Regions from separate parts of the Mus musculus genome. Here region 1 is linked to region 2. A link is a loop called in an ENCODE intact Hi-C map of the cell type or tissue named here. Cell type or tissue: heart. All regions are shown on one strand. Links, peaks and the distances in the headings refer to the core of each region. The heading gives the core; the rest is flanking DNA.

The links. Peaks named below come from ENCODE experiments on the same cell type or tissue, not always from the same donor. Only the 100,000 strongest peaks of a DNase experiment are listed, where the experiment ranks them.
Region 1: a loop joins it to region 2, with 5 times the contacts of the local background. A loop is called at or near these places in 4 of 42 quality-filtered maps.

What each region holds. Positions count from the first base shown.
Region 1 is chr12:29,914,972-29,921,670 of GRCm38, forward strand. It overlaps Myt1l (myelin transcription factor 1-like), which reads left to right. Exons shown (of 25, transcript NM_001093775.1): 24 at 4,924-5,067; 25 at 5,370-6,699. The coding sequence ends at 5,510. It overlaps Gm46346 (a long non-coding RNA gene), which reads right to left and starts at 321. Exons shown (of 2, transcript XR_003950176.1): 1 at 1-321. In heart, for the core only: no CTCF peak of the experiment used is centred there; no DNase peak of the experiment used is centred there.
Region 2 is chr12:30,559,464-30,566,162 of GRCm38, forward strand. Gm32259 (a long non-coding RNA gene) reads right to left here. Exons shown (of 4, transcript XR_872635.1): 2 at 6,264-6,325; 3 at 5,075-5,174; 4 at 3,142-3,454. Among named protein-coding and RNA genes, the nearest start is that of Gm32259, 14 kb to the right of the region's middle. In heart, for the core only: no CTCF peak of the experiment used is centred there; no DNase peak of the experiment used is centred there.

The sequences.
Region 1 (6,699 bases), core at 1,430-3,929, 640 kb before region 2:
GGTGTGAGCTTTCTCTCAAGGTGTTTAGGCCCTTGTGTTATTGGATCATTTTGCATCCGTCTATAGCAGTAGTGGAAGCCCTAATATTTCTGAGATGCATTGCCTGTTGCCTGTGGCCCCAAGCATGTGGGCTGACAGGAAGCTGATCTTGGATTTCGATGTGAGTTCTCAGGGGTTTGTGGCCAACTGGGAAGGAGAAGGAGACGCGTCTTCTTGGGACACTCCCAGGAGTATCAACTAACAGAGGGGTCCTGCATGACAGTCACTATGGCACTTATTGTGGCAAGTGTCACCATGGATACACATGACATGCCATGTCCACTCGGCTCCTGGGTGAAGCACACAAGGCCACTTCATACTCCTGGGCTACACACTAACAGAGGACTTGAGGCAAGCCAGAGACAGGTTAAGGCTGAAGTCATTTCTGTCAGGATCACACAGGAACCAGGAATAGAGAAAGTCACAGCCAGTGCCCAGAGCTGTGGTTCTACCCAGGTGACTGGAGTTGTGCTCAGGAAGAGCCCAGACTTAACTTTGGCAGAGAACTGGACAGTGAAGCCTAGAACTTAAAGGGAAAAGTACATGCGAGCATTTCTCTGTCTCAAATACTTGCTAATTAAAAATTCCTTCCCCTGCCGTTCTGAGCACTGCCATGCACATTAATCTGTTTCTGTTGCTGATGCATGCAGTGCTATAGAAGAGCATGGTGTGAAGAAAGCAGGTCCATTGTCACTCATGGGTCTGGAGATCCAAGGCAGGGGCCAGCCTTCTTACTGATAGAATCCCCAGATGGTATGTCCTATCACATGGTGAAGGACAAAGTGTAGGGCATACCATCTGGGGATTCTGTCAGTAAGAAGGCTGTGTGTGTGTGTGTGTGTTAGTTAGTCTCTTTTCCTCCTATAAAACCACCAGGCTTCTAACATCCTCCTTGTGTCCACCTTGATGCCGCTGACCTTTTCTAATGCTGATCACCCACTCAGGCTCCATTGCTAATATCAATAATTAGATCTAAGTTTTCACCCTTATCACTCTTCACATCACAGTTGGTATTAACTGTCAGCATGTGAAGCCCAGGGACACTCAAATCCCATCCAAACCATGGTACCTTCTCTAATCAGAGACCACTGGTGTTAAATATCTAATATGTTCAGTTCACTGTCCACTGTAAGAATTCACTTTGAGGAACAAATCGTCCTGTTTCCATATGAGCAGGTGAGCCTAGCATTTGGTTATATAATTGAGCAGTGTTTCTGGTCAACTTGGTACAACCAAGATGACTTTTATGAGCCTGGATATCTTAAACGTTCCTGTGCTTTGCAGCTTTATACAGAAAGGACTCTTAGTAGGACTTTGGACCTATACAAACTTGGGTCAAAGATCCTGACTGCTCAGATAACTCTCTAGGAAAGGAAAATGACCAAAGACAAAGTACACTTCACCTCAATTCAGTTGTACTTAATGCAGCATAGGTATTGGAGCTCAAGGTATTTTGAGCGCCCAGCTGGGCACTCCCAGAACTTGAGTCTCAATTGACCAAGTTAAATACAACAGGTCCCATCCAGTCCAACTCAGTTCTCACCCACTGTATGTGACTTTTGAGAACTTACACAGTGACTCAGGCAGAGAGCTACGAAAATGATCTGAGCACACCTGGACCAAGGGAAACCTGGACAGAAGGTGAATATATGCCTGATAAAGAACAAGAAAGAGGAGACAAGACTCATGGAACAGGCATGGGAGGAAAGTAACATGGATGTAAGCTGCCACTGGGTGGTTGTTCTATGGCCCAGGAGAAAGTGGGTAGGCCATGGGTGATCATACGGGAACATTGTAGTACAGAAAATATAGGAGCAGAAGGAGGGGAGTTCAGATTACAGGCCGAAAAGAACTGCTCGCCTGTGGTCACCAGTTGGGCTGAGAAGCTTGGCTGAGGGGGGAGAAGAGAAAGAGATGCTAGAACATTAACGAGAATCATAGCCTCAGAGCAGACTGCTAATGAGAGATTACCTGCCATCTGGCCCTGTCCTTTCTAGCCTTGCCTTGGCTAAGTTGGCAGGTGTCAGCCCTGCAGCTGCTCTTCAGCTCCTGTGTTTCAGTGCTACTTGTCAGATTGTGGTTTCGTCTCTCTGTGATCTAAAACTCTCTGTAACTCAGTGTAGACCCTAAACGCCTCTCTCGATCCCACTTCAGTGTCATGTGGTGGTAGATGCAGAGGAGCACATTACTATGGAGCTTTCCCCAAGTCTTGCTCCCCCAGTGACCTCATACTTGGTATATGTCCCCCCATCCTGTACATCTTCTGCATGTGTGTGTGAAGGAAGCCACACCGGCTTTGAATCTCAGCAGCCAGCAACCATAGAACAAATGATCTGGTGTCCGGACCCCACAGCCTGTGCCATAACAGTTCTATTCCAGGTGAAAGTGGCACAAGACTCTAGCAGCTGCCTTATAGCTCTGTACGGTACTGTGCATGAGTTAAACACTGTGAATGCATCACAGGATGATGTCATCCTTTTGGGTTTACAGTAGCCATTGAAAGAAGAGTCTCACATGTCTCGCAAAACTGGGCCATGAACTGTCTTTGGTCTTAATAACTCCTGACAGAGGCCATCCTAGAAAACAGTTAGGCTGGAGGCAGATGGAGCCAGTCAGACAGGCAGACATGAGACTTGCTCAGCAAGAGTGTGCTTACCCTTTGAAGAACTCCATCTTGGTTATCCTCATAACCTTTGATCATGATCACAGAGGATCTGAGGGCCCCTAGAGTTCAAACCCGTGGTACCTGGGTAAAGAGCCAGTGTTCTTCCCCAAGGCCCAAAACAGGCACATTCTGACCCAGTCCTCAGCCTGCAGCCTGGCTCTAGAGGTGGTACAGGCTCTCTGCAGACCACTGCTGAGGAACAGGGCTTTTAGAAGCCTGGGTGGAGGTAGAGATGCCCTCTGTATACTCTTCCTGTAGCACTATGCCTGCGAAAATGGCCACACTATGTTCAATGGCTTTGACACCTTCAGTGGAATTAAGTACCCTAGAAAAACAGAAATCTTGCTGCCAGTGTATGTAGAGGCTCTTGTTTACCTAAAGAACAAGAAAACTATAAAAATAAGGAAAACAACTAGGGAAGGCAGGGCTCCCTAGCTTGAGTGGACTTCCAGGTTCACAGTGCCTTAACACAGGCCTTGGGCATGCAGATCTGAGTTCACAGGAGAAAATGAATTCTGGGCCCACTTGGAAGTTGGAAAGTCAGATAGTTGAGAGGAAGAAAGCCAGGCCGTGAGACTGAGAGAGCCCCACAATTCTATGTCTGTGTATCCAGACACCCTCTAAATGTCCCACTCACTATTCTGAGTGGTCTAGGTATCCTTCTAAGTGGCCCGGGCCCATCTGAATGGCCTAGGACTAGGTGGGTTACTCCATACCTGGAGACTGAAATTTCTAGGCCACACTTGCAGCTCAAGGTCCTCTAATTGGGACTTGCACTGGAGTTTTCTACAATCCCCATAGTTTCCTTCACTGATGCTTAGTGGCATTGACACATGAGGGTTTTTTTGTCTTGAAAACAGGGTAGCTCTATAGATTCTTCTTGGAGGGTGGATGCTCCTCACAGCTCCTGGAAATGACAGGGTAACTTTCGCTAGAAAGACCCTTTAGCCCTACCTTTAGACACATGAGTGGGAAATGCATGTTAGAGGGGGAAATTATCTGAAATAGCCCTATGAATGCTGGAAACCACTATTCATTTAAGAGGAAAAGAGTAAAGAGGAGAGATGGGGGCTGGCACGGGCTTCTGAAACCTCAAAGCTTATCTCCCCCACTCCCCCAGTGATATAGCTCCTCCAAGACCACACCTCCTCCAACAAGACCACACCTCCTAATCCTTCTCAAGCAGTGCCACTCTCGGGTGACTTCAAATATGGGAGCCTGTGGGGCCATTCTTACTCAAACCACCACGGGTGGAAACATTAATTTGACAGAAAAAATGCTAGAGGGTTGACCAGGATGTACAGGGGAGGAAACCATATGGCATCAAGAGATCCCCCAGTAGGACGAAAAGAATCATGTTCATTCAGTGGAGAAGTCCCACTAACACTGCTGCCCTGCTCAGTGTCTCTTCATAGGCCCTGCCTGTAGATGAGAGGTGAGAGCCTGGAACTTAAACCAAGTGCAGGTAAAGGATAACAAGCAAAGGAGTCAAGTAGAGAGTCAGGGGAACACTCAGGAGACAGGAGCTCAGTGTATGGGGCACACGCAAGTCTCCAGCTCTCCCAGACTTCTTAGAACAGTGTGTCTTACCCTGTGGGTCGAGACCCTTTTGGAGATCAAATGAGCCTTTCACAGGGTTGCCTAAGGCCATCAGGAAACAAAGATATTTGCATGATGATTCATAACAGTACTAAAATTACAGCTGTGAAGTAGCCACAGGGATAACTTGATTGGGATCACCACACGTGAGGAACTGTATTATAGGTTACAGTGTTAGGGAAGGTGAGAACCACCATCTTAGGAAAAGGAAGCTGAACCAAGAGACCAGTCAGAGCTCTACCTGCATACATTTACTACTCACCTGCAGGGACCCAGAGCGCCTGTCACGGCAGACTGTAACACCACAAAGAGAAATTAACATCATCAATGTTAAAGAACTAACATTATTCCCCACAGGACACAGGGGCAGATGGGGCAAATGAGAGCATCCAGACCCGAGAGCCTTCAATGACGAGAGAGCAAGCAGTCAGTCAGAATACCTCCATGGTCGCTGTAGCTAGTACCATGTGTTCAAATATAAAGAATCAAAGACACAAATTCAGGTCCCCAAGGTGCAGCCTCTGCTTGAGCAGAAAGCTTCTGTCCTTGTCCCCTCAGCCGGTGTGCACGCTCCCAACAGCCAACCTCATGTTACATGTCACCCATATGTGTGATTTCAGATCACCACAATGGAGAGCAACCTGAAGACGATTGAGGAGGAGAACAAAGTCATTGAACAGCAGAATGAGTCGCTCTTGCACGAGTTGGCCAACCTGAGCCAGTCCCTGATCCACAGCCTCGCCAACATCCAGCTGCCTCACATGGTAAGTCACTAGGCGTAGGTGAGCGCCTCGGAGCCTCCGCAGTCCACCTCACTGAGTAGATGTCTGTGTCATTGTCTGTGGTCCTTCAGCTTTTGGTTGTTTTTGGTCACCACCCTGAAACCATACCGTTAACCACTAGAAACATTGGTGGGGCTGATCGCATAACGTTAAGTGTGCTCTGAGTAGGCCTGTTAAGTATTATGGAAACAGTGGCTCTATGCTATGATACTGTTTTATGCTTTTGTGAATATACTATTCAGAAAATGAAAGTTGTATATGAACTACTATTTAATATCTCGTAGGATCCAATCAATGAACAAAATTTTGATGCTTACGTGACTACTTTGACGGAAATGTATACAAATCAAGATCGTTATCAGAGTCCAGAAAATAAAGCCCTACTGGAAAATATAAAGCAGGCTGTGAGAGGAATTCAGGTCTGAACAGCTGCTCTAGTGGTGACTCATGCTTAAAAAGGATGCCTCTTGTTTCTTGCTGCTGTAACTTACCAGAAAGTGTTATATATTTATTTCTGTCGGAACAGTGTTATGCTACAAGACTTCATAATGGTTTTGTGTGCTCTCGAGAGAGTACCTGCAGACTAGTTTTGGATACATTCACATTTTGTACGTTTTCATATAAGCTGACATAGTGTGATTTGCCATGTAATGTTTATAGCTGCTGCTGTCTGCACATTTGGGGGTCTCTATATTTCTGAAGAGGTAAGCTGATGAAAATAAATAGAGTGTAAATTCTTTTTAATGCTTTAGTGATTAAATGTTTTAGTATTTTGAACTGAAATGGACAAAAAAAGAAAAAGGAAAAAAAAAGCAGGTTTGAACGATCACTTTGTGGCCTCCTGGCCACTTTTAGACATTATCATTTTGCCTCAGGTTGGAGGACTTTGTGGAATTTAAGAAATACATTTTGTGTGCATATTGTTTCATAGCAAGAATTGGTTGCAAAAAAATGCTTTATTTTTGAACAATGCTTGGAAATATTATGTGACTTTTTTGTTTGTTTGTTTTAGGAGGATGGTGTATGGTGGGGGCAATAAATGAGGTTTTTTGCATTCCAAGGAAATGGCATATGGATTAACTATAAGAAATGAAATAAGTAATTTATTGTAAGACAACATCAAGCCATGGAAACTTGGCAGAAGATTCAAAGCAGCTTAAACAGCACTTTTAATTAACTCCTAAACATTACATGGTGGGACTGTGGAGACTCCGTTAAGACAGGAGCTTGTCAGAGGTGGACAACACGAAGATTTCCTTTGCATTTTCAGTAACCTTTGGAGCACACTTCTCTTATTTCTCCTAGAGCCCCGTGCCCCTCTGAAGTGTTACCACAATCTAGCTTACCTAGCAGCCGTTGATTGTTTTTTTTCCATCTGAGCAAACAGGTAATTTAAGCATTTATCTCCCCTTTCACTTTCAAAAAGAATCATCATTGATTATTCTTGTTTCACATCTGAGGATGAAGGCTAACGGCTGTGCTTGCCCTGGTTACTGGATGGGATTCTCTGCTGGGCGGGTGGGGAAGCAGCTCTACCCTTCCCTACCCCTCCCTGCCCCAACTCTGACTTCGAATAAGCCTTGGTCCTATCCAGAATACACTGGACACCAAGGC
Region 2 (6,699 bases), core at 1,638-4,137:
GTGTGATAAGAACTTCAAATCAAGAATGAAGAAATCAAGGAAGATATCAGAAGATGGAAAGATTGTCCATGCTCATGGACTGTAGAATTAATATAGTGAAAATGGCCATCTTACCAGAAGCAATCTATAGAGTCAATGCAATTTCCATCAAAATTCCAACATAATTCTTTACAGAACTTGAAAGAGCAATTCACAACTTCATATGGAAAAACAAAAAAACAGGATAGTTAAAACAATCCTGAACAATAACAGAATCTCTGGAGATATTATCACCTCTGACTTCAAGCTGTACTACAGAGCAATAGTAATAAAAACTGAATGATATTGGTATAGAAACAGACAGGTTGATCAATGAAATAGAATTGAAGACCCAAAAATAAACCCACAATCTACGGACACTTGATTCTTTTTTGACAAAGAAGTCAAAACCACACAATGGAAAGGGGAGAGCACCTTCAACAAATGGTTCTGGTCTTAACAGGATGCCTATATGTAAAAGAATGCAAACAGATCCTTATTAATCACCCTGCACAAAATTCAAGTCTAAATGGATCAAAGACCCCCAACATCAAACCAGATACACTAAATTTAATAGAACATAAAGTGAGGACTAGCCTTGATGGAGCTTGGGGAGTCTTATGGAAGAGTTAAGGGAAGAATTGAGGAACCCAAAGAGTATAGGGACTCCACAGAAAGACCAACAGAAATAACTAACCCTTGGGAGCCCCCAGAGACTGAGACACCAACCAATGAGTGAGCACAGGCTGGATCCAGGCCCCCTGCACATATGTAGCAAATGCACAGCTTGGTCTTCACTTGGGTCTCCCAACAAGTGGAACAGGGGCTGTCCCTGCCTACAGAAGTCTAACATAACTGTCCTCTGAGAGGCTCCACCCAGCAGCCAATGCAGGGAGATGCAGAGAGTCACAGCCAAACATGAGATGGAGCTTGGGGAGGCTTATGAAGAATTTGGGGGCTGGGGGAATTAAGGTACCCAAAGAGGACAGGGAGTCCACAGAAAGACCAACAGAATCAACTAACCTGGACCCTTAGGGGCTCCCAGACACTGAACCAACTGACAACCAAAGAGGAAGCACAGGCTGGACTTAGGCTTCCTGCACATATGCAACAGATGTGCAGCTTGGTCTTCTTGTGGGTCCCCCAACAACTGGAGCAGGGGAAGTCCCTAAATCTGTTGCCTGCCTGCCTGCCTGCCTGCCTGCCTGCCTGCCTGCCTGCCTGCCTGCCTGCCTGCCTGCCTGCCTGCCTGTATATCCTATTCCCCTAACTGGGCTGCCTTGTTTGGCTTTAGTGGGAGAGGATATGCCAAAGGTGGAGTTGGGGAAGGGGAGTGAGGGGGTCGGAGGTGAGGGGATGGGAGTGGTGGAATAGGGTAGATAGTGGGAGGAGGGTGAAATGGGAGAAAGGCTTCATGAGGGGATAGTGGGAGGAGAGGGGCACTGATATTGGGATGTAAAGTGAATAAATAAGTAAAATTTTAAAAACAAATGCATAAATAAAGAGAAATTAGGCAAGGTACTCCTAAGTATCCAATGTGTAAAAGAAAAAAAAATCCAGAAGTAAAATAAGAAAATAAGTTGAGACGAAGGAAGACGAGGTTTACTGAACCTCACAGTTTATAGGAAAGAAGTATTCTCAAGAAACTGTATCTGAAAAGATCTAAAGGAAGAGGAGAACAGAGAGGAAACAAAGAGGATAAGAAGGGGGGAACAGTGTGTAGGAAAGAGGAAGGGGAGGGAGTGAGACCGCCTCAACTACCAGTTAGGAAATAGGCTTTTGATGATGTGTTTTGGCCAGCGTTTTCGAAATTTTATAGTTTTAATAGGTAGAAATCAGGCATCTTAGGGGCCTTGTAAAATTACACATTCCCATTCTTCAAACTACTTCAGCAACACTGGATAGGCAGCTATTATAAAACCAACAATTCACCCTTACAAAGAGGCTGGCCACAGAGCGGCTGGAGGCTGCCGCAGCAAGGTCAGCGGGGCTTCCTCCTGCCTCACTCTGAGACTGAAAATGGAAGGCGAGAAGCCACTTCATCCTAGCTGTGTCCTGCTGAAAGTCTGATTTAGATAGTCGGGGGGAAGTACATTTCAAGTTCAATGCTATTTAGTTTTCCAGCAGACAAACTCCGTCAAACATATTTGAAGGTTCAGCACCCACATTGAATTTCAGATGCCTCTGAAAAATAATGTGTGTGAAAAGTAAATCTGTTTGCCGGTGATAAGATCCAGCTGGCGATTTGGTAAACAACATTTCAGGGGCCGGGCCCCTCCCACGCTAAACACAATGTTGTTCACCTCGTTATCTGGAATGTCTATAAGAAATCCCACTGTCAGTTTATAAATCTCTCAGCTAGCCCACTGAAATAATCAGAAAAGTTAAATGATCCTTTACTCTGTGGTGAAGAGGAAAACTCTTGGGTATAATGGGGCTCAGGCGGTGTTTCTCTCTTGAACTTAATTGTCTTCTTAATGTGCCTGGGAAGGTGAGAGAAAGGTCCTGCATGAAAGACCGAATTTAAAGCAATAAAACAAAGAGAATTCACATTTTCTTCATAAAAACATGATTTTTTTCTAGCTTTTATTTTTACATACTAATTATCTGATTAGTTTCATTATGACATTTTCATATATTATATACATATGTGACCTAATACATTATATATACTATATAGTATATATTAAATTATATATTATATAACTATGCATATTGAGCATATTATATATAATTATATTTTATATATGTATGGATTGTTATATATGTATATAAAATATTATACTTACACATAATTATATATAATGTATATTATATATAATATATTAGGTCATATACAACTGGCTACTCACTCTCATTTCCTTTTCCTACTTTCACTGTCTCCTTACTCTTCCCAACTAGTTCCAATGTCCCTCTTCTCCTTTCTTGTCTTTAAGAAACAAACAACTGATTTTTTTAATATTTTATTTTATTTTTTCCGTTTTTATTAATTATTTTATGTATTTACATTTCAAATGTCATTCCCTTTCCTGGTTTCCCCTCCAGAACCCCCTTCCCCCCTCCCCCTGCTTCTATGAGGATGCTCCCCCTCTCACTCACCCACTCCCACCTCCCCCACACTGGCATTCCTCTACACTAGGGAATCATTGATGGAGATGATCATGAGAAGACAGGAAGGGGATGATCTTGCCATAGATGAGGAGCAGCCAGCCGAGGTGTAGGACGCTCTCAAGACCTCACTTCAGAAGAGGCAAATTTGTCCCTGTGATGTCACCGAGAAGGATGCTCTTCGTGGCACCGAGGCCTTGCAAAGTCTAACTCCCTGAAGAATGGAGAATACACTCTGCCCCTGCTATATCAGTGAGGCCATCTCCATGTTGATGTGTCTCCTGATTCAGCAGCTGTGTGTGCCTAGGACACCATACTGAATGTATGCCTGCAAATGTTTGGCACAACAGAACTTTAGTTTTAGATCAGTTTGCCTGGACTCTGCTTGGTTCAATATCCTCTATTCCTATACTGTCTAATGACCACACACTGCTTTCCAGTAAATCCTGATGTTGGGAGAGAGAACAATTGTCTCTCCCTTCAGTGAGAACTTTCTTATTCTTTGTCTTCTATCCCCCAAGCTTTAATTTATTATGACTCTTATCATCACACTGGACAGCAATGTCACCTACTGTTTAAGGAAACTTTCATTCATACGATAGTGTTTTCTTTAATCTGGAAAAATAGTGTATGCATCCATTTTGAGGACTCTCTTCACAGTTATCATTTTAGTATTCTCAGAGGAATTGGTTTAGAATTGGTTGCTGGCTTTGTAAAAATTTAAGACAATTTAACAATGAAGCCATTTGACCCAGAATTCTGACTCACCAGGAAACTTCCATAATAGTTTCAGGATATTGAAGAGGCATAGACATATTAAAGTTTTCTATTTCTTCCTAGATACTTTTACTATATGGGCATATCTAAGAATTTTTTTCATTGCAATTAGATTCAAAAACATATTGGCAAAATTTTGCTTTTTTCTATTAGCTTACTATTCTGAACGTGTCAGATTTTTACCACTGTAACAAATACCCAAGGAAGCAGGTTAAAGGGTAAGAGATGCATACTGGTCATGTTTTCAGAAGTTTCAGTTCAGGGTTGGCTAGCTTTGTTGCTTCAGGGTAATGGTGAGGTAGGAAATCAAGGTAGAGAGTTTGAGAGAGCAGTCTCGGAGCAATGGGTAACAGAAAGTGGGAGAGGGAGAAGGAGGAGAGAGGTAGGGAGAAGGGGGGAGAAAGGGAGGGGGAGAGAGAGAGAGAGAGAGAGAGAGAGAGAGAGAGAGAGAAACAGAGACAGAGCGACAGAGAGACAGAGAGAGAGGAGAGAAAGAGAATGCTTGTCTCAGTGATCTCTTCTTGCACTTTTACCCCACTGGGTCCTAGTCTATGAGCAGATACTTCTCACAGTCACATCACTTTCTATTTCTGTGTAAATGTTCTCAGACACATCCATAACAATGGATCAACCGTCAGCGTCACATCTTTATGTTTCTAATTTGGTAAGTGAAGACCCTTTTTAAAAAGTGAGCATCTTCCAATTTAGTTAGAAAGCACCCAGAACATCCTAAAGGCAAGAATGGGATGAATAAATGTGCACAAAATGATACATGAAGACCATGGCACATACAGCCAGAGAAAACAGGGAATAAAGACTATCTCCTAGGCAACTTGACATAAAGCCCCATACTATAGATTACTATATACTATATACTACTATATACTATAGATATCCTGTCCAGAGTTGCTGCTATTCAAAATGCTTGTCTGATTTTTTTTACCTCATAATGAGACATTTGAGACAAATATATCTCAAACAGCAATGTTAATATCAGCACAGTCACAAGCATGAGGCAGACTTTATAATCAACAGATAGAATATTTATAATAGTTATCAATGATACGTTAGGGCCCTTGTAGAAAAAGAAATTGATACCCAGAATCATAAACAAGTGATAAATATGGAACCTCTATGAAGGAATCAGTGTAAATGTTAGAACTCAACGCACTCCAATGCTGCTGGCAAGGCCTCGCGTGGGTACATCAGGAGAGCGGGTCCAGCCAGGACAAGAACTGGAGATCCAGGATAGACGAATGGGCTCTTACAAGCTAGAATGCAAAGACATAAAAGGCATGAATGTTTCTAATAGGGAACTATGAATTGCATCTGGTAGAATGGCCATTTTTATAATATTAACCCTACCAATCCATGAACAATGAGAGCTCTGTCAATTTTTCATATTCTTAAAGTTTTCATTGTGCAAGTCTTTTGCTTTTATTACGAGATTTATACCAATATATCTTTGAATCTGTTGTGAATTTGCTGTTATTTTCTGATTATTTCTAAATACGCTTGTTGTGTGTATGTAGAAAGGCTACTGAGTTTTGTGTGTTTGATTTACATCTTCCTTGTGTTTTTGTTTTTGTCAACTTCACAAAAGTTAGAATTATCTGGAGGAGGAACCTCAACTGAGAAAATACCTCCATCCATATTGTCTATAGGGAATTTTCTTTATTGGTGATTAATGTGAGTGGGCCTAGCCCATGGGTATGGGTGAGCTAACCTTGGGCATATGGTCCTAAGTTTTGTGGGGAAGCAGATTAAGCAACCAGAAAGAGTAGCCCAGTAGGCAGCACCCCTCCATGGTCTCTGTATCAGTTTTACGCCCAGTGCTCTGCCTGAGTTCCTGCCCCAACTTCCCTGCTGTAAGATTAAGTAAGCCCTTCCTTCCCTGAGCTGCTTTGGTCATGGTGCTTTATCACAGCAAAAGAAACTAACTATGCACTGCTAGCTTGCTGAGTGTGTTTATCAGCTATAGGTCATATCTGGAGTAGTCATTAGGCTCTTTTGTGTATAGGACTATATCAACTTCAAATAAGGATACTTTGACTCCTTCCTACTTGTATCACCTTTATCACCTTAATTCATCCCATTGCCCATCTAAGACTTCAATTACTACCTGAACAGGTAGTGGGAGAGTAGACATCCTTGTCTTGTTCCTTATTTTAGTGAAAATGATTGAAGGGTTTTGTGGGTTTTTTTTTTCCCATTTAGCAAGATGTAGGCTGCAGGCTTACTATATATTGTCTCTATTGTGCTGAGATACATCCCATGTACTTTCAGTTTTTCAAGGACTACTATGATTAAAGAATGTTGGATTGAGTAATAGAACATGGAAAAATCAAGCTGGTACTTACATGGAAACTTCATTCCTCCTGGCTGGCTGTCACAGTACTGGAACGTGCTCTGTCCCTCCATGCTACCAAGGAGAATAACGCTGGTAATAATCAGTGTTACCCAGATGTGAACCCTGTGAGTTACAATAATGACCAACCTTGCAATACATGCCCACTGGTGTAATAGTGACATATAGGTCATGAAAGTAACCAACCAGTTTCTAATGAGATTTACAGTCCTCTCCACAAGTTGAAACCCATATTTGGCATCACTGTTTAATCAAAATAGTGTGACTAGATAAGTCATTGGCCCTAAGGAAAAGCTATTACTGCTAGTCTGCTAAATAAGACGTAGTGTTAAATTAACTTCTAATGATTTTCTAGTATATCCATAGGCTAGTGCTCCTCTCCACCTTCATCGGAGAAGCCTTTGGTTTTTGATTGTTTTACTTTATTT